Linked DNA regions of Homo sapiens: all the other regions are linked to region 1. Evidence: read pairs that join two places in POLR2A ChIA-PET (ENCODE). Cell type or tissue: MCF 10A. All regions are shown on one strand. Region 1 overlaps LOC107984915 (a long non-coding RNA gene). Region 2 has its middle 4.8 kb from the start of LINC01714. Region 3 overlaps ERRFI1-DT (ERRFI1 divergent transcript).

Evidence for each region. Peaks named below come from ENCODE experiments on the same cell type or tissue, not always from the same donor. Only the 100,000 strongest peaks of a DNase experiment are listed, where the experiment ranks them.
Region 2: POLR2A ChIA-PET joins it to region 1 with 11 read pairs; 13 of 35 experiments call an interaction of 5 or more read pairs at or near these places.
Region 3: POLR2A ChIA-PET joins it to region 1 with 109 read pairs; 8 of 35 experiments call an interaction of 5 or more read pairs at or near these places.

Annotation. Positions count from the first base shown.
Region 1 is chr1:8,130,457-8,138,456 of GRCh38, reverse strand. It overlaps LOC107984915 (a long non-coding RNA gene), which reads left to right. Exons shown (of 3, transcript XR_001737893.1): 2 at 315-606. Among named protein-coding and RNA genes, the nearest start is that of LINC01714, 74 kb to the left of the region's middle. In MCF 10A, no CTCF peak of the experiment used is centred here; DNase peaks (open chromatin) are centred at 516, 4,256, 4,586 and 5,056.
Region 2 is chr1:8,199,831-8,207,830 of GRCh38, reverse strand. It overlaps the pseudogene RNU1-7P. Among named protein-coding and RNA genes, the nearest start is that of LINC01714, 4.8 kb to the left of the region's middle. In MCF 10A, no CTCF peak of the experiment used is centred here; DNase peaks (open chromatin) are centred at 3,190, 5,080 and 5,490.
Region 3 is chr1:8,073,419-8,081,418 of GRCh38, reverse strand. The region is part of intron 2 of ERRFI1-DT (ERRFI1 divergent transcript); the gene reads right to left. Among named protein-coding and RNA genes, the nearest start is that of ERRFI1-DT, 51 kb to the right of the region's middle. In MCF 10A, no CTCF peak of the experiment used is centred here; DNase peaks (open chromatin) are centred at 3,068 and 4,048.

The sequences.
Region 1 (8,000 bases):
TCGATGGCCTTTCTTTTCGTCATCAGTGTTCCTTAAGTTTCCTTTCATCAGAGATTCATTATGGGTGTACATTTATAAATGAAAACGAATTTCAGGTGTCCATGAGCTTCCGTAGGGGTCAGCTATGGACCGGCAACCTGAGGACAGCTGTAAGGACTCCGGGCTGAGCACCTCTCTGAGACTCCCAAGGTGTTTAATTATTTTTAACAAACAGAAATGGAAGCAGACACTTTTCTGCCTCTAATGATATGACCACTCTGGCCCAGCATGACAAACTTCATTTCCTCCCAAATCCCTTTTTGCTGATCTCTCAGATCCCCAGTTGGAGGAACCATCCTTTACAGCTGACTGACTCACCAGTCCCTAATGCTGGTCAGATGTCCTGAACAAGGAAAGCCGTGATTTCTGCGACCAGAGAGAATCGGTCAGTCACGGTGTCCCTCAGCCAAAATGAACTCAGCCTATTGTCTCCGGAGAGCTGGTAAATCGGCAGCTGAAGAAACATACAGTTCTGTGTTTCAAAATGCAAAAGACCACATTTCCCTGACCTCGGGTGCTCGCTGACACATTCCCAACCAATGACTATAAATCTGCTCCTGGATTGTGGTAAGTTGAGAAATTAAACACAAATATCCCATCTGATAACCTTCCTCTGGCCTTTCACAGTGTTGTTTATAGAACTGAATTTTAGAAAATGAATTCCTTTATCCTCAAGGTTTTAGGGCTTTTTTCTTCTAAGCCCAGAAACTGTAAACGTTTTCATGATACAAGAAAGCTGGCGCTTCTCCTTCTACTTAAATTACAGACACTCGTCTGAGTTGCCTGCTGCTGTGGATTTTTGTTGGGTTTCAGTTGCTTTCTAGCCATTCTTCCATCCTTAGAGCATCTGAATTTCCTTTTATGAATTTCCCTCATCCCCTTTGAGGGAATCCGATGAAATCTCAAATCCAAGCACCTGCCTCCCAGCAAGAATGCGGAGCTGCTAGCTTTCTGGAACTACATGATTTCCACCCCTTTTTTTCTTTTTTTTTTTTGAGACGGAGTCTCACTCTGTCACCCAGGCTGGAGTGCAGTGGCCTGATCTCCGCTCCCTGCAAGCTCCGCCTCCCGGGTTCACGCCGTTCTCCTGCCTCAACCTCCCGAGTAGCTGGTACTACAGGTGCCCGCCACCATGCCCAGCTAATTTTTTTTTTACTTTTTTAGTAGAGACGGAGTTTCACCATGTTAGCCAGGATGGTCTCAATCTCCTGACCTCGTGATCTGCCCACCTCGGCCTCCCAAAGTGTTGGGATTACAGGTGTGGGTCACCGCGCCTGGCCAATTTCCGCCCCTTTTCAAACTCAGTGCCTCAACCTCACATCTGTTGGATGAGTCCAAGAGACCCTTCTAGTACATTCCCTTTTGCTTCCATTACACTCTAACTGGTGAGCCTAGTGCATAGGAGAGGCGCCTGTCCCTGTCAGCCTTGATCTGGCTTCCTGAGAGCTCTGTCTTATCTCTAACACATATTCTTCTGTCAAAACACAAGTGGAACGGCAGATTGGGGTTTTGAAATCACACTTGGTGGAGCTCTGGCCTGTAGATGTGTTCTCACCAATCCATGAGGTCTTTTCAAAAATATCATCATTGTTTTATTATTTATTTATTTATTTTTGAGACAGGGTCTCACTCTGTCACCCAGTCTAGAGTGTAGTGGGGGTGATCCTAGGTCACTGCAGCCTCGACCTCCTGGACCTCAAGTGATCCTCCCACTTCAGCCTCCTGAGTAGCTGGGACTACAGGTGCACACCACCATACCTGGCTAATTTTTGTATTTTTTGTAGAGACAGGGTTTCACATGTTGCCCAGGCTGGTCTCGAACTCCTGGGCTCAAGCAGTGCTCTCGCCTCAGCCTCCCAAAGTGCTGGGATTACAGGCGTGAGCCACCTGGCCTTCAGTGAAAATCTTAAAGGATTAATGTAAAAATCACATGGTGGGATCATGATCCTCCCATCAAGCTCTGTATCAAACATTCATCCTAAAGCTCATCAGTTCAGAGCTGGAGAGTAAACAACTTCAGAGAAAGAGGCTTTCCAAAACAGTGGGAATTTCGGCAGAGATGGAGCTTGGGGAAACTGAGGCACTCAGTCTGACTTCTCTTCCCTGATGAGGATGTGGGCTTGCTGAAGCTGAGTTTGGTTCAAGAAAGAGGAGAGTTCAATGTTGATAAAAATTATCTTGAACAAAAGTCACAGATTGCTAGAGCAAGTTCTTCTTGAACTGTGACAATAAGACCAGGCTAAACAAGCTAAAGGACATAGCAAAACGCATGGACAATGTTAATCGGCCGCATTAGGGAATCCATGGAGAGGCCACCGTGGGTCTCTAGAAGCTACACTGAAATGTGTTTCATCTGCTTCCACCCTGGTGAGAGGGGTCCCACTTCCATAAGTTTCCATGTCCTTTGTTAAACAGAGAACCTAGAGTTGTCGTACAGGGTGGGGAGAGATGTGGTTCCTTCCCACTGGACATTCATCCAACTGAAACACTACAGTTGGTATCTAAAGTGAGACAGGCACTACCAGGCGTGGAAGATTCATCAAGCCGAAAGAAGAAACACTGAGCTAGCTATTTCCAAGGTGGATACAGAGCCAATTGTAACAATGGAATTTATGCAGTTTCCCTACCTGGGACAATTCACACACAGTGGTTAAGGAAGCTCAGTAAAGTCCAGGTAGCCCACTGACTGTTCCCTGGCTTCTCCCAGCCACCTATGACCTGGACAAGACTTGGAACCCAAAGGGAGTTAAAAAACTAAGAACCTCAGGCTGGGCGCAGTGGTCCCAGCACTTTGGGAAGCCAAGGAGGGCTGATCACTTGAGCTGAAGAGCTGGAGAGCAGCCTGGCCAACATGGTGAAACCCCGTCTCTAAAAAAAACTACAAAAATGAACTGGGCATGTTGGCGCAATCCTGTAATCTCAGCTACTCAGGTAGCTTAGGCGGGAGGACCACCTGACCCCAGGAGGCAGAGGTTGTAGTGAGCTAAGACCATGCCACTGCACTTCAGCCTGGGCAATAGAGCGAGACCCTGTCTCAAAACAAACAAAACAAAAAGCTAACAAAACAAAACAGCAAAAACAAAACCTTGAACCTTATCAAGCCTCGAGAGCCAACCACCATTATACCAGGAGCATAGAACTGGCCAGATTCGGATATGGGGAATTTCTGCAGGGCAAACGGCCCAGGTACATCAAGAAACAATGTCATGGGAAAAGATGGAGCAGGAAGTGTGGCAGATTAAAAGAGACGGAACAGTCAGCGGCAACCTTGGTGTTTTGTTTGTTTCCGAATCTGTACAAACCAACAGTAAAAATCCATGATTGAGAAAGCAGGGAAATGGGAAAGCAGACAGGGCCTGAAAGGGTGGTGGTGGCTTGGACCACGTCATTGTGGTGAAGCTGGAGCTAGATTCCTCCACATCCCTTTCTCTGTGGAGTTCTGGGTGAAGAGGTGGCCCAAAGAGGCACTGTCGTGGGATTCGGGAGGCTGCGTGAAGCATCAGCCGTGACTCTCCAAAGTTCTTAGACTTGATGCATGACAGACACACACACAGGTATCAACGAAGTCCAGCTTGTCCCCACTCTCCTGTCCCCATCCACTTCTCCCCGACCACCAACTCTGCTGACCAGCAACGGCCCTGAGCCAGCCTCCAGATGCTTGCCTGGGGTCCACTCTGGCTGGAGCAGTTCTTATTAAAGGGTTTTTGTTCATTGCATTAGCTTCATCGCAGTATTGCATTACACTGGGGGCAAGACATTCTCTGTGGTAGGTACACACTGAAGCATTTATGGGTGAAATTATGTTATTTCTAGGGTTTGCTTAAAATACTTCAAAACGAAAGAGGCTGGAGCGTGGAGACTAAACAAAACAACATTGAAAAATGGTAACGATTGTTAGAGTTGGAAGATGGGCTCATTGTTCTATTTGCTCTGTTTCTGGTATGTTCGAAAATGTTCATGATTTCAAATTACGGAGTCGGGGGAGCTAAGGAAATGGAACAGAACCTGAAGATCCCCCACCCCCTCCTCCACTCCAGACTAGCACTAGGCAAAGTTGCAGGCAAAATTGCATAACTGGAAAATTCTTCAATTCTTCTTGAGGATGTGGGTTAAGGGAGGGAGGAAAAACTTAGAGCGGCAAGAGGCTGATGAATAGACACACACCACAGAAGAAAAAAGAAAACCAATTAAATCTTACTATTACTTTTAACTGTGAGTAATACGCTTGGACATGTGTGAGCTGGTCTTGTTGTTCTTACAAACAAGGCTAAAAAAAACCTATGACCTTGGAATTCTCAGATTCGTGCAGGCTGTTGAGTTATTTTAAGTGGTGTTCAGAGGACAGGGTTTCTGACCTAAGAATGTACTTTTCCAAAGGTACCTTCTAACTTGGAATTTTAAATATTAATTGAGATATAAAACTTCTTTTTAGGAAAAATGTAAAAATCTCCATGAGCTCAGCCATTGTTTTGGTTAGGAGAGAAGATGACCGTGTAGGATGGGGGCCAACCCAAACAGAAGGGTGGAGAATGGCAACAGGCCCACAGTTCTGTTCACAAATGTTCTTCTCCAGGGCTGAGCTTCTTGGAAAGGGGTTTATTTTATTTCACTCTATCCCTGCTCCACAGTTGGGTCATTTTAGGATCTCAGCTGGTGGCCACAGCTTTTAAGGCTTCTGAGTCATACTCCTTTTTTTTTTTAAGAGGTTATTTAAAAGTTTTTCAAAGTAGGGAGATATTATATGGAAAATATTAAGCAGAAGAAAATATTTTGTATTGGAAAAAATAAATGATCGGTGTTCATAAAAGTGTGTAGTCAGTAAATCAGAAAAACTGTGAACCCGTTAGAGAAACAAACTTTGAGGGAAAATACTGCATATGGTTTTAAAAGATGCAAAAGCTGATCCTGGCACCCAGTCTCAGGAGGAGAACAGAGGGAGGAAGTCAGAAATGCAGATGATCTGTGGGGAGGTGCGGGTGCCCAGGGCAAGAGAGAGGGAGGAGGATGGAGACTCCAGGGCGTGGAAGAGGAGATATGCAAAATGCCGAACCCTAGAGGGGTGCCAGCTCAGTCACCCTCAAGGCAGACTGGCCCAGGTTCCCACACCTCCTTGTCCCACAGTCAAGTCCAATAAAATGGCAGGGGTGGCGGGGGGAGGGGGGAGTAGAGACACAGAGCCCTCTGTGATGTTCACTTGCTGATGGTTTTCCCTGAGAAGGGACTCAGAATACGCCATCCCCAGGCCGGGTGCAGTGGCTCTCAGCACTTTGAGAAGCTGAGGTGGGCAGATCACTTGAGTCCAGGAGTTCGAGACCAGCCTGGGCAACACAGTGAGATCCCATCTCTATATAATAAATATTAAAAATAAAAAAAATTTTTAATTTAAAAAATTAAAATGAATTTAAAAGAAAATTTTAAAAGATAGGATGCTCATTGCAACCTCCACCTTTTAAGCTCAAGCTATCCTCCCACCTTAGCCTTCCAAGGAGCTGGGACTGCAGGCGCGTGCCACCACACTTTGGCGTTAAGGATTATTCTGAGCTGGAGGCACTTGAGAATCGACAAGCAAGTACAGTTCTCTGCCCTCCCCTTCACTGCCTGAAAGCCAGGCATCAATTTCCCCCGTAAAGGTGTCCCTGCACCCCCATCAGAGGACGAGAAGAGCACTCATCCCCAGAGGCGGTTGGCTCCAAGATGAGTCTACATGAAGAGACCCTTACTGAAATAACGCCTGACTCCCCATTCGTCCCCATACGCTTCTTAGTCACTTTCCTACGATCCGTTGTCTCTCCAAGCTCAAACCTGCCTTTCTTTGTTAAAATGGTATAAATTCCTGAGCCTAACCACTTCTTTGAGTTTCACTTTTTTTTTTTAAACTCTTATGCATGTAAATGTTTATAAAAATTGTGTGCTTTGTCTCCTGTTAACCTGTTTTTTTTTTTTTTTTTTTTTGCTCTTTTATTTTATTTCATTTTTTTGAGACAGGGTCTCGCTCTGTCATCCAGACAGAGTGCAGTGGTTCTATCTTGGCTCATTGCAACCTCCGCCTCTTAAGCTCAAGCTATCCTCCCACCTCAGTCTTCCGAGTAGCTGGCACTGCAGGCGTGTGCCACCATACCTGGCTAATTTTTGTATATTTTGTAGAGATGGGGTCTTACCATGTTGCCCAGGCTGGTCTCGAACTCCTAGGCTCAAATGATCCTCCTACCTCTGCCTCCCAAAATGCTAGGATTACAGGTGTGAGCCACTGTGCCAGGCCTGTCTTTTGGTAGTTTAATTCGCAGACCCCTAATCATATAACATAGGAGGGTAGAGGCAACGTTTTTCCTCCCTGACACCTGCATTCAAGGGTTAATTAAATGCACAAAATGGGGACCTCTAGACTAATTGCCAGACCCCATAAAAATAATTCACCTGAGGCCTTTCAGATCCTTGAGGCCACCCATGACCTATAGATAAATTACTAACCCAGGCCCTCCCCATGCCCAACAGAAAGCCCAGTGTCAGGTAGACCTGTTTATATTTTGACACATTTTAGCAACTGCAATACAGGCTTTAGCATTCTTGTATACCTTAGTGTTTTTTATAGACAGCTTTATTGAGACATCGAATAAAACAAACATAAACACTTAACGGTGAGTAGATACTTTTGACATATGAATTCACCCCTAAAACTATTTGCCACCATCAAGTCGGTGAACATACCCATCACCCTCGTAGTTTCCTCGTGGCCCTTTGATACCATAGTATTTTCATGTGTCAAAACAGCAGTGTGGGCCGGGCAGGTGGCTCACGCCTGTAATCCCAACACTTTGGGAGGCCAAGGTGGGCAGATTACCTGAGGTTAGGAATTCAAGACCAGCCTGGCCAACACGGTGAAACCCCATCTCTACTAAAAATACAAAAATTAGCTGGGTGTGGTGGCTCACGCCTGTAATCCCAGCTACTCAGGAGGCTGAGGCATGAGAATCGCTTGAATCCGGGAGGCAGAGTTTGCAGTGAGCTGAGATTGCACCACTGCACTCCAGCCTGGGTGATAGAGTGAGACTCTGTCTCAAAAAACAACCACCACAATGAAAAAACAGCAGTGTGTTTGTGAGTATAGCACCATTCTTTTAGACTACAGTGGGCAATTGGCTTAGATTTCTGGCTCTCTTCTCAATCCCTTTCCCCACTCCTGTCCCAAGCCCCCCAGCCGTCATCATCACTTTCCTCCTGCTATTCCCTACCAAATCCTCTTGCCCCCACCCCAAAACCAAAGCCCCTCACTCAAAGGGGGACAGTGGAACCACTCTGTGTGTTTCGAGGGTCACAAAGCTGCTAGTCAGGGCCCCGGGGGTGCCCTGGAGATAAAGGAAGCAGCTAAGCCAAGATAAGCTAAGCTCCAAGAAATGCTCTGGGATGTGTTATAGATGTTTAGTTTTGATCTTTCTATTCTCCATTTCATGAATTTGAAAAGTTTTCAATAAAATGTCCCTTTTTTTTTTTTTTTTTTTTTTGAGACAGGATCTTGCTCTGTCACCCAGGCTGGAGTGCAGTGGTGTGATCTTGGCTCACTGCAACCTCTGCCTCCTGGGTTCAAGCAATTCTCCTGTCTCAGCCTCCCGAGTAGCTGGGATTACAGGTGCGTGCCACCATGTCTGGCTAATTTTTGTATTTTTAGTAGAGACGGGGTTTCACCATGTTGGCCAGGCTGGTCTTGAACTCCTGACCTCAAGTGATCTGCCCACCTCAGCCTCCCAAAGTGCTGGGATTACAGGCGTGAGCCACCGCACCTGGCCAAAATAGCCCCCCCTTTTTTTTGAGAGAGAGAGAGGGGGTCTTGGTTTGTCACCCAGGTGGTTGGAGTGCAGAGACGCAATCTCAGTTCACTGAAGCCTCGACCTCCCAGCTTCAAGCAATTCCCCTGCCTCGGTCTCCTGAGTAGCTGGGATTACAGGAGCACACCACCACACCTGGCT
Region 2 (8,000 bases), 69 kb before region 1:
AGGAGTTCAAGACCAGCCTGGCCAACATGGTGAAACCCCGTCTCTACTAAAAATACAAAAATTAGCCGGGCATGGTGGTGGGTGCCTGTAATCCCAGCTCCTTGGGAGGCTGAGGCAGGAGAATCGCTTGAATCCGGGAGGCGGCAGTTGCAGTGAGCAGAGATCGTGCTACTGCACTCCAGCCTGAGTGACAAGAGTGAAATTCCATCTCAAAAACAACAAACAACAAAAAACAAAAAAACAAAAACTGCTATCATTGGGGGATAAATGGAAAACATGAGATGTAATTCATCATGGCGTCCTGCATTAGCTAACATTGTGTTGACGCAGAGCCCACCTCATGCTGACAGCTGCACGAGGTTCACGCACACTGGCTCTTTTTTTTTGAGATGGAGTCTGGCTCTTGTCGCCCAGGCTGGAATGCAGCAGCACAATCTCGGCTCACTGCAGCCTCCACATTCCAGGTTCAAGTGATTCTCCTGTCTCAGCCTCTTGAGTAGCTGGGATTACAGGCACAAAACACCAAGCCCAACTAATTTTTGTATTGTTAGTAGAGATGGGGTTTCACCACGTTGGTCAGGCTGGTCTTGAACTCCTGGGTTCAAGTGGTCTGCCTGCCTCGGCCTCCCAAAGTGCTGGGATTACAGGTGTGAGCCACCGCGCCTGGCCTCACGCACACTGGCTCTTATGTTAACATTCTCCCAGAGACCACGGAAATATGTTTAGAAAAGAAAGTTACAGATTGGCAGCAGAAGTCTCTGCTTCTGGATCATTATGTTAAGTCTAAAGACAACCAGAAAAGAAACGCTGCTCTGTGTCCCCGGTCATTGTAAAAGTCCCCAGCATGGAGCTCGTCAGATGACACTGCAATCCTATGGCCTCCAGGCAAATCCTTTTCTGAACTGAAAATGTGGTCTTTGGCCCCTCAAAACCAACTCACCGAGCCTGGGGAATACGACCCACTTATAATGTCCAAGACCTTCCTCTCATCCCAAGTTTATGACAATTTCCACCCATAATCAAAATTTCCTAAACTTACTTTCTGTTTTTTTGTTTTTTTTCATTTGGTAGAGACAGAGTCTCCTTCTGTTGCCCAGGCTGATATCAAACTCCTGAGCTCAAGGGATCCTCCCACCTCAGCCTTCCAAAGTGCTGGCATTTCAGGCATAAGCTACCGGGCCTAGCCTTACTTCACTTTTCTAAGAAACAGTATTATTACCTCATTAGTCAATAACGCTTATCCGCAGGGGAGGTACCAGGATCACGAAGGTGGTTTCCCAGGGCGAGGCTCATGCCCTGCACTCTGGATATGCTGACCCCGGCCATTTCTCCAAATGTGGGAAACGCAACTGCATCATTTGTGGTAGTTAGGGACTGCAATTCACTCTCTCCCCTGGTTCTAAATAAATCTATATTTTTTAAAAAAAGAATTGATTGGCCGGCCATGGTGGCTCACACCTGTAATCCAGCACTTTGGGAGGCCGAGGCAGGCGGGTCAAAAGGTCAGGAGTTGAGACCAGCCTAGTCAATATGGTGAAACCCCAACTCTACTGAAAACACAAAAAGTAGCCAGGCATGGTGGTGGGTGCCTGTAATCCCAGCTACTCAGGAGGCTGAGGCAGGAGAATCGGCTTGAACCGAATCTGGGTTGCAGTGAGCCCAGATCGCGACACGACAGAGTGAGACTCCATCTAAAAAAAAAAAAAGAATTGATCGGTAGTTTTAAAATTGGGAATATAAACTTAGTAAACACACAGGACCGGAAATGATGTTTAGTTGTGAGATTTCAACATCATGATGCATATTTTCCATATTTAAGACGTCTTATTTGTGTCTTTGGAAAAGGATTCTGATGAAATTGAGGATGTCAACATTTCCCTCTGTTGCCCTCCAATCGGATGAACGATCCTTCATGGTAAGGGTGTGACAGAGGCTGCTTTGTCTCGTTTCATACCAGGACCCAATGCTCTGAGACGACTCACTGGGCCCCACTGGGCAGAACTGTCTTTTAGGGTAGAGAAGAGTTGGGATTTCAGAAATTCTGTTTCAGAATGTCAGCTGGGTGTGGTGGCTCACGCCTGTAATGCCAGCACTTTGGGAGGCTGAGGCTGGCCGATAGCCTGAGCTCAGGAGTTCGCGACCAACCTGGGCAACACAGTAAAATGCACCCCCATCACTACTAAAATACAAAAAAAATTAGCTGGGTTTGGCGGTGTGCACCTGTAATCCCAGCTACTTGGGAGGGCGAGGCAGGAGAATCACTTGAACCCCAGAGGCAGAGGTTGCAGTGAGCTGAGATCACGCCAATACACTCCAGCCTGGGCGACAGGAGTGAGAGTCTGTCTCAAAAAAAAAAAAGTCTGGGCACAGTGGTTCACGTCTGTAATCCCAGCACTTTGGGAGGCCGAGGTGGGTGGATCACGAGGTCAGGAGATTGAGACCATCCTGGCTAACACGGTGAAACCCCGTCTCTACTAAAAATACACAAAATTAGCCGGGCGTGGTGGCGGGCGCCTGTAATCCCAGCTACTCGAAAGGCTGAGGCAGGAGAATCGCTTGAACCCCGGAGGTGGAGGTCGCAGTGAGCTGAGATCACACCACTGCACTCCCGCCTTGGTGGTAGAGTGAGACTCCATGTCAAAAAAAAAAAAAAAAAAAGAAATTAGCCATGAAGATATTTCCTCTTTTAATCTGAGTGTTTGGCCAGAGGTCCAAGATACCTTGACAGGAAGACAGAAGACAGAAGCTTCGACTTCAGCCCTCAGGAATTTTCTCTAATTGTACAGTAGGTGCAGGAATCTGGGGGCAAATATTTGTTGGAGAGCAAGAAGCCACTTTCTTCTCATCAAAGATGTGATTGGAAAAGATCCCAGGGTTTGCTTGTTGAGAAGGAGCTAGCCAATTCTGGGATCAAAACTTCTTCCACTTTTCCCATATTCACACATTGTGGAAAAATAACTAAACCTTTGTGTCTATTGGTTTTCCCAAGTGCAAGATCATAAAAATTATTTTAACCCATTTTATAGAACCGTTGCAAGGAAAACATCACCATGAGAACCACGTGAGAAGCTCTTTACTCTTAGCTGAAAGTTTCACCAATCCTTAAGATTGCCAGGCCCCAGGGGAAGCTGTTGTGTAAAGTTTCAGCCTCCAGGCCAATCACCTGAATAGGATCTACTATCAGAGCATTCGTAAATGTCATATTTGGGGGCTCTTGTGAAATAAAAGCGAGAGGAAACCAGACCAGTGTGTCTTCATGCCAGAGCCAGAACTTTCTATAGGGTGGGGCTGAATGAGGAAGCCAAATACTTCTGTCCCCTTCCTTGGCTCACATCAGAAAGTATTTTTATTTGGTTACATACACATTTTCTTTCTTCCCTTGGTCATGAATCAGAACATTTTATAGCTAAGAGGAGTTTTAGGGATATTCTAGTTGCTTCTCATTTTACAGACAGAGCAGGTCCTGGAGCCTAGTGGTACCCTTGTTTCCTGACTCAGACGCTGGTTCAAAGAGTCGCTGAGGCCAGGCCTGGTGGCTCATGCCTGTAATCCCAGCACTTTGGGAGGCCGAGGTGGGCGGATCACCTGAGGTCAGGAGTTCGAGACCAGCCTGGTCAATATGGCGAAACCCCGTCTCTACTAAAAATACAAAAATTAGCCAAGTGTTGTAGCGCATGCCTGTAATCCCAGCTACTCAGGAGACTGAGACAGGAGAATGGCTTGAACCTGGGAGGCAGAGGTTGCAGTGAGCCGAGATCACACCACTGCACTGTAGCCTGGGCAAGAGTGAGACCCTGTCTCAAAAAACTAAACAAAACAAAACAAAGAACAAAGAGTCACTGAGCTCAACCGAAGGGCAGTCCTGAACCTCTCTGATAGTCCTTGCACACGGTACCCTCCACAGGGCATGGTGGTACAGAAGAGCTTTCCTCCTTGCACTTTGTTGAACTGTCTCTTTTTGCAGGAGGCACCTGGCTCGCCCAGGTTCAGCCCCAGGGACTGAATGCCAACAGGCTGAGCTCAGGAAGGGACCTTCAGTCTGTGGCAAAGGTGGGAAGACAACCATGATTGATAGAGTCCAGCCGCGCGCACAGCGATTTCACATTATCGCATCGCCATCTTCACGGCAATCTTTGGAAGGAGGCATCTTCTTCCCATCCTCAACCAAGGCAAATGCAGCTGAGAAGCGTGAGCAGCTCCCCAGATGTATCCAGGCTTCAAGGCCAGATTCTGAGGGTCTAGGTCCTGCCCCTCCCCTGAGGTGGTATCAGAGAAACTGCAGTCCTGGGCAGGTGACCAAGGCAAGAACTCAGCCCAGGGAGAAATCTGGGACAGATTCCTGAAACTGGAGGAGAAGTCGGAGACTCACTTGAATGAACTAAGCAAAAAGCCAACTCGTAGACCTGGGGTGCAAGGGGGTGCGGAGCTAACTGCATGCTGAGCCCAGGAGTGGCGGGCCCCAAACTCCCTGGTTCCACCTGCGCCTGCGGCGGGACGGGATGTGTGCCAGGCACCCCCAGGCTTCCTTTCAGAGAGTTCAAGCCTAGCCTCTGTTACTCGTTGACTGATGTTCCCTGTCTAAAAGCCTTCTTGACTTCTAACCCCACATTTTGGGCTGAGTCAGCTGCCTTCTAAACTCCTTTTAGCACAGAACAGCTGGTCACTGTGCCCGGTCAGCTGATGAGAGGATCAACTTCACTGGTGGTCAAGGTAGGAGCAAGGCCACTAGGCCACCTGGGGCTGAGTCCTGCCTCCCTAGAATACCAGCCCTGTGACCTGGGCGGGTTACTAAACTTCTTTGTGCCTCAGTTTCCTCATCTGTAAGACGAGGGTAATAATAGGCAATAATAGTTCCTGTCTCATAGGGTTGTTTGTAGGTTAAATGTGTTAGTTCACGTAAAAGTACCTAAAACAGTGTCTGGCACAGAGGACACGCTCAAGAATGGCTATTTACCTTTCATCTCCGCACACACCTGTCAAAGCACAGGGCAGAGCACCCTTGACAGGACCTCACCAGGACCTTATGCAGGCAGGGGACACGCTGTCTTCTGAGTCAGGTCTTTCCATTTTTGGATGGCTCTGACTAAGAGAATTCCTCCTGTGTTCCGCCAAAATCCACCTCCCACTCATTGGTCCCAGCTCTGCCAGAAGGCAAATGTCAAAAAAATAATCTTGAAAGAGAAGACATAGAATGTAAATAATAACGATAGAATCGGGTTGAGGAATGGCAGCCACCCCTGCAGCAGCTCCTCTGACGGCTCTCAGCCCAGTGCCGAGCCCAGGCTGCAAAGACCTTTGAGTTCCATTTGAAAAATACCAAGCTCTTACTTCTCTGCTTCCTTTAGAAATGCATAAAACAGCTTCTCTCACCGTTCTTTTCATACATGCTGCCAGACTGGTATGAGATTGGGGGAAAAGTCACTCCGCTTGTGCAAAGGTGACCTCGCCTGGCTCACTACGTGCCATCCAGCCTGTAATCACTGCGCATGGAGGCGGGGTGGGGGGTGCTGGCCAGGCGCACATCCCGCCTCCTGTCTACAGAGCCTTTCTGACGTCACATGTAAATTCACAACCCGTGAGTCCCTTTCCTGCTGTCCCCGGCATGGTTATTCAACACTGGGGCATACTCTGTGTTATAAGAAAAATGCAGAGAACAAGATGGATTTGATAGCTTAGCTCTTTGAATATTTCAAGTCTATATCAATTAAAACTTAGGCCTCCTGCGTCAGCTGCTTGGGGCCAGGAAGGAGTGAATGGGTCCCACGGCACTCAGGTGCAAGAATTGTCGCATTATGCTTCTAAATCAAAGGTCATCTGGCTTTGGTGTCCTGCAGGACAAGGTGGGAGGCAATGTCAGCCACTATAAGGTAGCTTTGTCCCTCCAACTCTTCATCCGAGAGACTGGAACAGAGGAAGGGGTCTCGTTTCTAGGGTACAGCAGCCACCTCCCTTTCCCTGGCCTCTCAGCTGAGCACTGCGTCGTCGTGGGCCCTGGGGGTCCCAGAGCCTCTCCAGAGTTCTCCAAGGACTTGGCCCCAGAAGACCCAGACGTCCCCCTCAAAGTCAAGCAGGCTTACAAGTGTCTGCAGCCCTCACCCTTCCCAGCAAGGGTGCTATGTGCAGTGGGGCCCTCGTTCCTTTCCCGGTGTCCCCTCCCCAAACCCCTGAACACAAGCTCTCAGCCAGACCTGCCCTCTGCCACCTCGCCAGGGGCAGTCCCATTAATCTTCCGCCAGAGGCCTAAAATAAAAAAGCTTCTTACCTCCTGACCCCAAGGGGTATGCATAAGAAGCTGAGACCTTTCAAAATCACCTCTGAGGGAGAGGGAGGGATGGGGAGAGGAAAGGCTCTGCATTTCTCAGAGGCCTGGGCAGGGCAGGACCACAGGAAAGAAACAAACACCCAGGATTCTGCTCAGGGATTCTCTGTACCCTCATCCAGTGACTGCATTCCATTCAAATTAGCGAAGCCTGTCAAGACTCTCGGAAGTCCATGTTATTATTCCACCTTTGGGTCCCGGTGACAATCAAGATTACCCTGGGCCGGGCACAGTGGCTCATACCTGTAGTCTCAACACTTTAGGAGACTGAGGTAGGAGGATTGCTTGAGCTCAGGAGTTCAAGACCAGCCTGGGTAACATGGCAAAACTCCTATCTCTACTAAAGATGCAAAAAATGAGCCGGGTCAGGTGGTGCGCACCTGTGGTCCAAGCTACTCGGGAGGCTGAGATGGGAGGATCGCTTGAGCCTGGGAGGTGGAGGTTGCAGTGAGCAGAGATGGTGCCACTGCACTCCATTTGGGGCAACATACTGAGACCCCAACTCAGGAAAAAAAAAAAAAGTTTACCCTGAGCATAACTTCCAGGCAGGCTGGTTCCAGGGGATCGAGCGACATCCCATGAAGTCAGCACTCCTGACCCCGGGGGACAGCCAGGCCCATCACCCCCGACACTCCGTCCTCTGTAATATTGGGCCGAGGCAGGTCAGCCTCGGTTCCTCACAGCTCAGAAAGAAAAAACCAGTTTGGTTGACACATTTTGTGCTTCCTGCATTTTAAATGTTAGCTAGTGCCTATGTGACATCCTCCTCCCTGTCCTTCATTCCTTGACATCAGGCAACTGAAAGAACTGGAGTCCCCCACGGGCTCCCGATCACCAGGGTGGCCTGGCCTGTCCTCCAGGAACCCCTGTTGCCTGACTCTGCAAACCCCTACCTCCTGGGGCCTCTGGGCGCAGCAGGGTCATGCTCACCTTCCCGCTCCTCTGGCCCCTTTGCTCCAGGGCCCTTTCTCCTCCCCACTCCCCGCAGGCACACATCCAAAGGTTCTGACCTTGGCCCTCCTTCCCTGGGTCGTCACCGCTCTTAGTTTACTGAGGGCCTGAACTCCCTCCTAAATCAACAAGGGATGCTGACTTACCATGTGGAAGGCCATCCTGGGTACCCGACCCTCTCTCCACCACAGAGCCCTTTCCAACCTGTCCCAGCTGCATGTTCACCAAGCTCCTGCCGGGGACCCCTCCAGACACCCTCTCCATTCCCAAGTCACGGAAGGCTCCGGGGAGACGCAGGGCCCGGCCCTCCCACCATCATAGACTCAAGCTGCTGGTGTTGGCCAATCTTTTTATTCACCTTCCATTTTCCGCCTAGCAAAATCCCCCAGCTCCTATTATGGGTGGTCTTCTGCTTGGCTTCCGAGGCTGCTGCCCACTGTCTTCCCCAGAAAACTATGCACAGGACCCAGCAATGGAGCCCTCGTTCAGCATGGGCCCTGAGCCTGCTCCATTCAGCTCAACATATTGCTGCTTCTCCATTGTCTCTTCTAACTTCCAGTCTGGGGAAGGCCAAGATCACTTCCTCTCCCACAGGCTCTGCCCTCCACTTTCTCAGACCCTTTGCTTTTTTTTGTTGTTGTTTTTTTGAGACCAAGTTTCACTCTTGTTGCCCAGGCTGGAGTGCAATGGCACGATCTTGGCTCACTGCAACCTCCGCCTCCTGGGTTCA
Region 3 (8,000 bases), 57 kb after region 1:
TGACATTTGAAGTTCAAAACTCCCTGACTCTCGTTTCCGAATATAAAATCAAAATATGGACCTTGCAAGGTGCTGTGAGGATTATGCAATGTTTCTGAGTACACACAAATAACTTACACATGATATATACACAAAAATGTTTCATCCTCTCCCGTGTTCTAAACAGCACTGTGGCCCTTCTATGAACCATCTCCCAGCTTCTTGCTTTTCCTCCAGAGCCTGGTGCTACCCCATTACTTAGGAGACCATGGCCTCACTCCAAGAACATATCTGAGCCCCATTTTGTGGATCAAGGCTTCAAATCTCAAATTCCCTCATTCCCACCTATAAATGTACCTACATAGCCATCAGCCCTTTCTTCTCAGAGGATCAGTGTTTCTGATTCCAAGACGTACATTTTCCCCACTTGCTCTTATTTCTTTGAGTCGTCTCTCTCCATTGCTCTTTCTCTTTGCCTATGAATGAACTCAAGTGTTCTCCACCTGAAGAAAAACCTTTGCGTCTTACCAACCTCTCTAAATCACTATGTTCCGTCTCTCCTTCCCTGCTACCATCTGGGGCTAATTTTACCTTCTGCATTGTTCTTGAATCCATCTGCTTCTCTTCACCTTCATTCCCAGGATCCCGGTTCAGGCTATCACTATCACCTGAACTCTTCTACTTTATTCCAAAATGCAAATGTTACACCATCTAACATTAGTGGTTACCTAATTATTCTTAGACCCAAATCCTTATGAAAGAGAAGACCCAGCATGGCCTCCTGCCACGATCACTTTTCTCACTGGCTCCACATTCACAAGGCTCAGCACCTGCTCTCCCTGTGACCTGGACTCTTCTGATCTCCGTCCCCCACCCCCACACCACCCCCCGACCACATCGTTCCTATTCACCCCTCGGGGCTGTGCTTACAGCCTCAGGGAGCCTTCTTTGACCCACAGATCATGGCATGCTCCTGTGCTATGCACCATGTTTCTCCCTGCGAAGTCTGACCCAGTTTGTGAGGATGTGCTTCCTTTGGGATCATTATTTCATCAATGCCTCTCTCTCCCACGAGACCCTAACATCTATGAGTGCAAAACCAAAGTCATCTTTGCCCACATTTATGTCTACAACAGATGTCACAGTGTCTGGCCCTTCTTAGGAACTCAGCAAACATTCACTCTTGTCAAATGTTAACCTCCAAGAAAGCAAAGTCTAGACTAGCTGTCCCTACTCCCTAATTCCCATCCTCTGCTTATCACTAATAACCTTCTAAAGGTCAACCTGGTGTGTTCTTTGAGTCCTATCCAACTTGAAGACACCATTCCCCCGGCTCCCCTCTTCTTACTCTTTCAATTCTGACTGCCCCCAACAAGTCTGCCCCAAGTCCTGACCTTCTTGCTCTTATCTTCTCATTCTATGACACCAATTTCTTTTTTTTCTTATTTTTTTGAGATGGAGTCTTGCTCTGTCGCCCAGGCTGGAATGCAGTGGCACAATCTCGGCTCACTACAAGCTCCACCTCCCGGGTTCACGCCATTCTCCTGCCTCAGCCTCCTGAGTAGCTGGGACTACAGGCCCCCGCCACCATGCCTGGCTAATTTTTTTGTATTTTTAGTAGAGACGGGGTTTCACCATGTTAGCCAGGATGGTCTCGATCTCCTGACCTCGTGATCCGCCCGCCTCGGCCTCCCAAAGTGCTGGGATTACAGGCGTGAGCCACCGCGCCTGGCCAATTCTATGACACCAATTTCTTAACCTTTGGAAACCACTAAGAATCTGATCACAAGTTAAGGATGCGCTCTATCATAGCACGCCAAATGGAAATGCACAGAAAATATTGCCTTTTTTCCCCCTCAGGCTGTTGTCGCCCTTTTGCCCAGGCTGGAGTGCAGTGGTGCGATGTTTACTCATTAGAACCTCCATCTCTTGAGTTCAAGCGATTCTCGTGCCTCAGCCTCCCAAGTAGCTGGGATTACAGGTGCACACCACTACACCCGGCTAATTTTTGTATTTTTAGTAGAGATGGGGTTTCACCATGTCGGCCAGGCTGGTCTCAAAGTCCCGACCTCAGGTGATCCACCCACCTCACCCTCCCAAAGTGCTGGGATTATAGGCATGAGCCACTGGGCCCAGCTGCTTCTAATTGCTGGTGGTTATGGAGCCCTGGACACCAGTCACCTAGGCCACAGCAGAGTCTAGTGAAGGACCTAACTGACTTGCACCATCACCCAGGCTGGTGCAGTGGCACGATCTTGGCTCACTGCAGCCTGCGCCTCTCAACCATCACCCCCTTTAAGCTGCCACCTTTGTCTGCTAAATCTTCATTTCTGCGCTGACGTCTCTTGAGCTCAAGGCCTGATTTCCCATGCAAATTTGCTCTCTCTTCCTAGATGTCTCACAAGCACTGTCAACAAAGAAACTTATTTATTTCCCCAAAGTTGCTGTTTTTACACTGTCTCTAGCTTGAGCTGTTGCCCCGAGCTCGGTAGCTGCTTTTAAAGAGGTCATCTTATTCAACCATGGAACCTCTATAAAGTCATCCAGGATCCTTCCCACAATGGAAAAACTTTATTTGCTCAATCTAATTTTCACATAGTTTTTCAAAATGCACTCAACATCTTTCCTGAGAACAAACCAATTCCAGAACAAAATAATTAATAACACTGACACACGTTGAAGAAAGGAACAAGGAAATCATTTGAACAGCTCCCCTCTCACCCTGCTCCAACCTTCCCACCACCAGGAACGGATGAAATGTGCTAAGGGACCAGTGAAGAAGCTGACGGTGTCCTCAGGATGAAATAGAGAGGGAAAGAAATGCTATTCATTCCACAAACATTCCAACCCCAGGAAGGCCCTCCTCCTGCATCTAGCCACGGTAATATCCCAATTATTCTCCAGAACAGCAACCAGGCTGGTTGGCCTCCTCTCCGACCTCATATTCTGTCAAACTAACACCCAGCTCTGTTCTAGTCATTCTACCAACCTGCCATTCTTTCCCCTTCTGTTCTGAGTTTTCAAATTCTTCCTTGCGGCCCAGAACAAATGACTCATAGATGGGGAGTGTGTCACCGCCAACTGCCCCTCTCTATTTAAAAACAGAGCTCAAGTTCTACCTTTTCAACAACACCTTCCCCAATTCAGTGATGTCAGCAAATGCTTACCAGGCAGTATTATGTGTGCTGTGTCCTGTGTGGAGCCTGAATGTACTAGAATAGAGAGGAGATCAAAAGATAAAAATAACATGGCCTCTGGCGTCAAGGTATTTCCAGTCCAGCAGAACGATTTTCTTTTTTAAAATAATAAAACAAAGTAAAGCTCTAGGCTGATAAAGACACAGGCTAATGTTACAGTACAAGCTGAGGCAAAAAGTAATGTGTACTTTCTCTGAAACTGCATTTTATTTGTACTCCTGTGATTTTATGATTCTCCTACAGTAATCTATATCCACAGCTGATTTGGAAACTTCCGGAGGGCAGGAACTGTATTTTACCTGTCTCTAGTGAAGCTTCAGGAATAAGCCTTAGAGAGGAAGAAAGCTACAGCAGAGAGCCCAGGGAGAGAGGCCAGAGGTCATCCTACCATGATCCTACCACGGAACCAGTTTTTCTAAAGGCAGTTCCCCTCATCCTTATCACAAAAAAGCAGCAAATCATAACGAAGCCGCAAATTAACCAGAACCTTTCTTCTTCAAGGAATGAATCATTTACACACCAAAGGATATGAAGTGGAGTTTTGTCCAATGACATATTCAATTGCCTTGGTCTCCTAGAACTCTAATTTGATGTTGAGATTAAATACATCTTCCAAGATCCTTGAGTGGCAATTGAGAAATACAATTTAAGAAAAATGAATAAAAGTATCTACCTCTAAACCCCACCTTTTCTAGCCCATTAAGGTGATGGTGATTTCAGGTCAAGAGCAAGGCCGTCGAGGTGAAGCTAAAAAGACGTGGCTGGGCTGCAGGGCCGCAGGGCTGTGGTGTCTAGCCAGCTGTTACAGTAGGTGGTTCACGGACAGCTGTGAGTCACACTGACTGAAGTGGCAGCTCTTGACCAGTACTGTAGGCGCTAAGATCCGGTATTTGCTCTTAGACCGTGGGAGCAAAGACTAACAAGGAAAATACAACAGAACAGCTGGGAAATAAATTCCCTTCTGGCCTGCACAAAAAGGGCCCCTGCCAAGTCATTTTCCATCCTGGAGCCAGGGGAGGTCTAGGAAGGATATGTGCTTTTCTGTCCTTCAAATCCTTTGGCCTTCCCTCCAGTCTCACTTATCACTTCCCACCCCCTCCCCCAACCCCTGCTAAAAATGATACTAGGCTTTGACTCTGTTTCGTAACACAAAGCTTGACAAAAATATATGAGTGGACAAGCAACTTTTAAAACGTCATTTTAGCATATTTTTCTTTTTTCTTTTTTGAGACGGAGTCTTGCTCTATCGCCCAGGCTAGAGTGCAATGGCACGATCTCGGCTCACTGCAACCTCCGCCTTCCCTCGTGCAGAGGGAAGGGGTTCCGAGTGGATCTCCCAGTTCGTGGTGAGATGCAGTTGGTTTTATAGATGAACTTGAGAAGGTGGTGTCTGATTTACACAGGGCACAAAGGATTGGTGGGACCAGGTGAGCCATTCACATAGCATGCAAAGAAGCTGGCCACCCCACCCTAATCTCTCTTTTTTTTTTTTTTTTTTGAGACAGAGTCTTGCTCTGTCACCCAGGCTGGAATTCAGTGGCATGATCTTGGCTCACTGCAACCTCTGCCTCCCAGGTTCAAGTGATTCTTCTGCCTCAGCCTCCCGAGTTGCTGGGATTACAGGCATGCACCACCATGCCCAGCTAATTCTGTATTTTTAGTAGAGACAGAGTTTCACCATTTTGGCCAGGCTGGTCTCGAACTCCTGAACTCAGGTAATCCACCCGCTTCAGCCTCCCAAACTACTGAGATTATAGGTATGAGCCACCACGCCCAGCCCCTAGTCTCTTATCATGCAGGTGGGGTCTCTATCTGGCCAGCACCATGTAGCCTGCTTCTTTACTACACACGTGGCAACAAAGGAAAGGGGAGAGAGCCTCTGTGTTGAACATACCTGGCTTCCAGGAAGCCCTTTTCTATTGGCACAGCTGCTGGCATTTACCTATGCAAGCTTCCAGCTTGCTTGTCTATGTTTGCAGCTTGATTTTTCAGGCTGCTTTGTATTAGAAAAGAAATTATTTGTGGGCTGCTTTTTATTAAAAGGACTGAGGACTCTCTTACCCTCACTATCTGCCTAAGTAATTTCTTTTTAACACCTGTATCAATCTCTCTATCTCCTTATCCAGATTCAGGAAAGGTGAACTCACAGGAAAAGGAGACTAAAGTTCTGATAGAGGAACTTTTACCATAGGCTACCAGCCATTCTTTCCAGGGATGATGTGTGCAAGACTCATCTGCATAACAAGACAGCCTTTGCTCACCCATGCCTTTCCTCCTGGCGGCCCCCGTGACGTGTCACCACCTCCCACCTGGAGCTCCAGGCATCTAGTCCTCTCTGTAGGGTATAAAAACTGCAGTCATCTGGCCCTTCTTTGAGTCTCATATTTGTGTGGCTCCCTGTGCATGTGCACAGAATAAATGTGTGTGCCTTTGTCCTGTTAGCCCTCTATTGAGAGTTCGTTTTGTAGACTCAAATGAGCAAACCTTCAAAAATGGGGAAAGGAAATTCCCTTTGCTCCTACACCCTTCTCTTGGTTTCAAGAGAGCCATGAATAGCTTCACCAGGGAACTGTCAGTTCTCTTAGGAAACCACCCAGATTCCAGCTACAACCTTGTAGGATCAGAGTAAACCAGCCTTCAGAAGAATGCATGCCTCGGCCGGGCGCGGTGGCTCATGTCTGCAATCCTAGCACTTTAGGAGGCCGAGGAGGCGGATCACCTGAGGTCAGGAGATCAAGACCAGCCTGGCCAACATGGCAAAACCCTGTCTCTACTAAAAATACAAAAAATTTAGCCAATACAAAAAAAATTAGCCGAGAGTGGTGGTACATGCCTGTAATCCCAGCTACTCGGGAGGCTGAGGCAGGAGAATTGCTTGAACCCGGGGGGCAGAGGTTGCAGCGAGCCGAGATCACGCCACTGCACTCCAGCCTGTGGGATAGAGTAAGACACTGTCCGCCCCCACCCAAAAAAAGAAGAATGCATGCCGCTTAGGACCTCCAGTTTAGCATTCAATGCTTGGTTAAGAGTAACTTTTTGACCCAGGCAGTATTTTTCTTTAAGTGAGCTCAGTGATAAATGCATTTTCTGGATACAATATCTGGCAACATATCTTACTTTATTAACGTTAGTTTTGGGGGCACACACACTTTTTCAGTTTCAGTAGCACTTTGTCTGAGCTGGTTCTTCCTATGAGATGTTATCAACAACATGTACTGGGGTATTCCTATGTAAAGAATACTATTCTAGTGGGGAATATGCAAAACTCATAATCAAGTTGGGGGAACGTATACAAACAATTTATGCATATACATAAATAATGAACACACACTCTCTCACTCTTTGTTGTTGCTGTTGTTGTTGTTGTTTTTGAGACTGAGTCTTGCTCTGTTGCCCAGGCTGGAGCGCAGTGGCGCAATCTCAGCTCACTGGAACCCCCACCCGCCAGGTTCAAGCTATTCTCCTGCCCCAGCCTCCCAAGTACCTGGGACTACAGGCGTGGGCCACCACACCCAGCTAATTATTGTATTTTTAGTAGAGACAGGGTTTTGCCATGTTGGCCAGGCTGGTCTCAAACTCCTGACCTCAGGTGATCCACCCACCTTGGTGCCTTGGCCTCCCAAAGTGCTGGGATTACAGGCATGAGCCACTGCACCCAGCTTTTTTTTTTTTTTTTTTTAAAGACAGGGTCTCATTATGTTGTCCAGGCTGGCCTCAAATTCCCACGCTCAAGCGATCCTCCCATCTTAACTTCCTAAGTATGAACACACTTTTTTTTTTTTTTTGAGATGGAGCCTCGCTCTGTCTCCCAGGCTGGAGTGCAGCGGCGCAACCTCGGCTCACTGCAACCTCCGCCTCCCGGGTTCCAGCGATTCTAGCAATTCTCCCACCTCAGCTTCCTGAGTAGCTGGGATTACAGGCACGTGCCCCATGCCTGGCTAATTTTTTGTTTTGTTTTGTTTTGTTTCAGTAGAGATGGGGTTTCACTATGTTGGCCAGTCTGGTCTCGAACTCCTGACCTGAAGTGATCCACCCTCCTCAGCCTCCCAGAGTCCTGTGATTACAGGCGTAAGCCACCATGCCCGGCCAGACACACTCTTTTGATTATTTTTTTCCAGTTAGATCTGATCTGCTGGTAGCTTTCAGCATCACCCTAGCCCTTTAGCTTTCTTCACTTTAGACATACCAAAATAAAGATTAGGACATTGAGACAGGCAGAGTAGTGTAAAGCTACAGAAAGGAAAATATGAAATTAATAATATCTCACTTATCCAAGAATCACATATGTAATTATCTTAGCTAATTGGAACTCTGTTGAGAAAAAGGGAAAGAAAATACAAAAAGATATTTTGGTAGTCAACTTAGAAGTGACAAAGCTAATGCACCAGATATTACATACACAGAGAGGCAGACACAGGAGAATAAGTGATCATTGTTCAGAAGAGAAATGAAAGTTTTTTATTTAAAAAATAGTACATTGGCTGGATGCAGTAGCTCACGCCTGTAATCTCAGCCCTTTGGGAGGCCGAGGTGGGTGGATCACTTGAGGTCAGGAGTTCAAGAACAGCCTGGCCAACATGGTGTAACCCCATCTCTACTAAAAAAACAAAAATTAGTCGGGCGTGGTGGCACGTGCCTGTGATCTCAGCTCCTTGGGAGGCTGAGGCAGGAGAATCACTTGAACCTGGGAGAAGGAGGTTGCAGTAAGCCAAGATCACGCCAATGCACTCCAGCCTGGGTGACAGAGCAAGACTCTGTGTCAAAACAAAAACAAACAAACAAAAAACAATAGTACATGGACTCAAAAAGCTTATTCATGCAGAG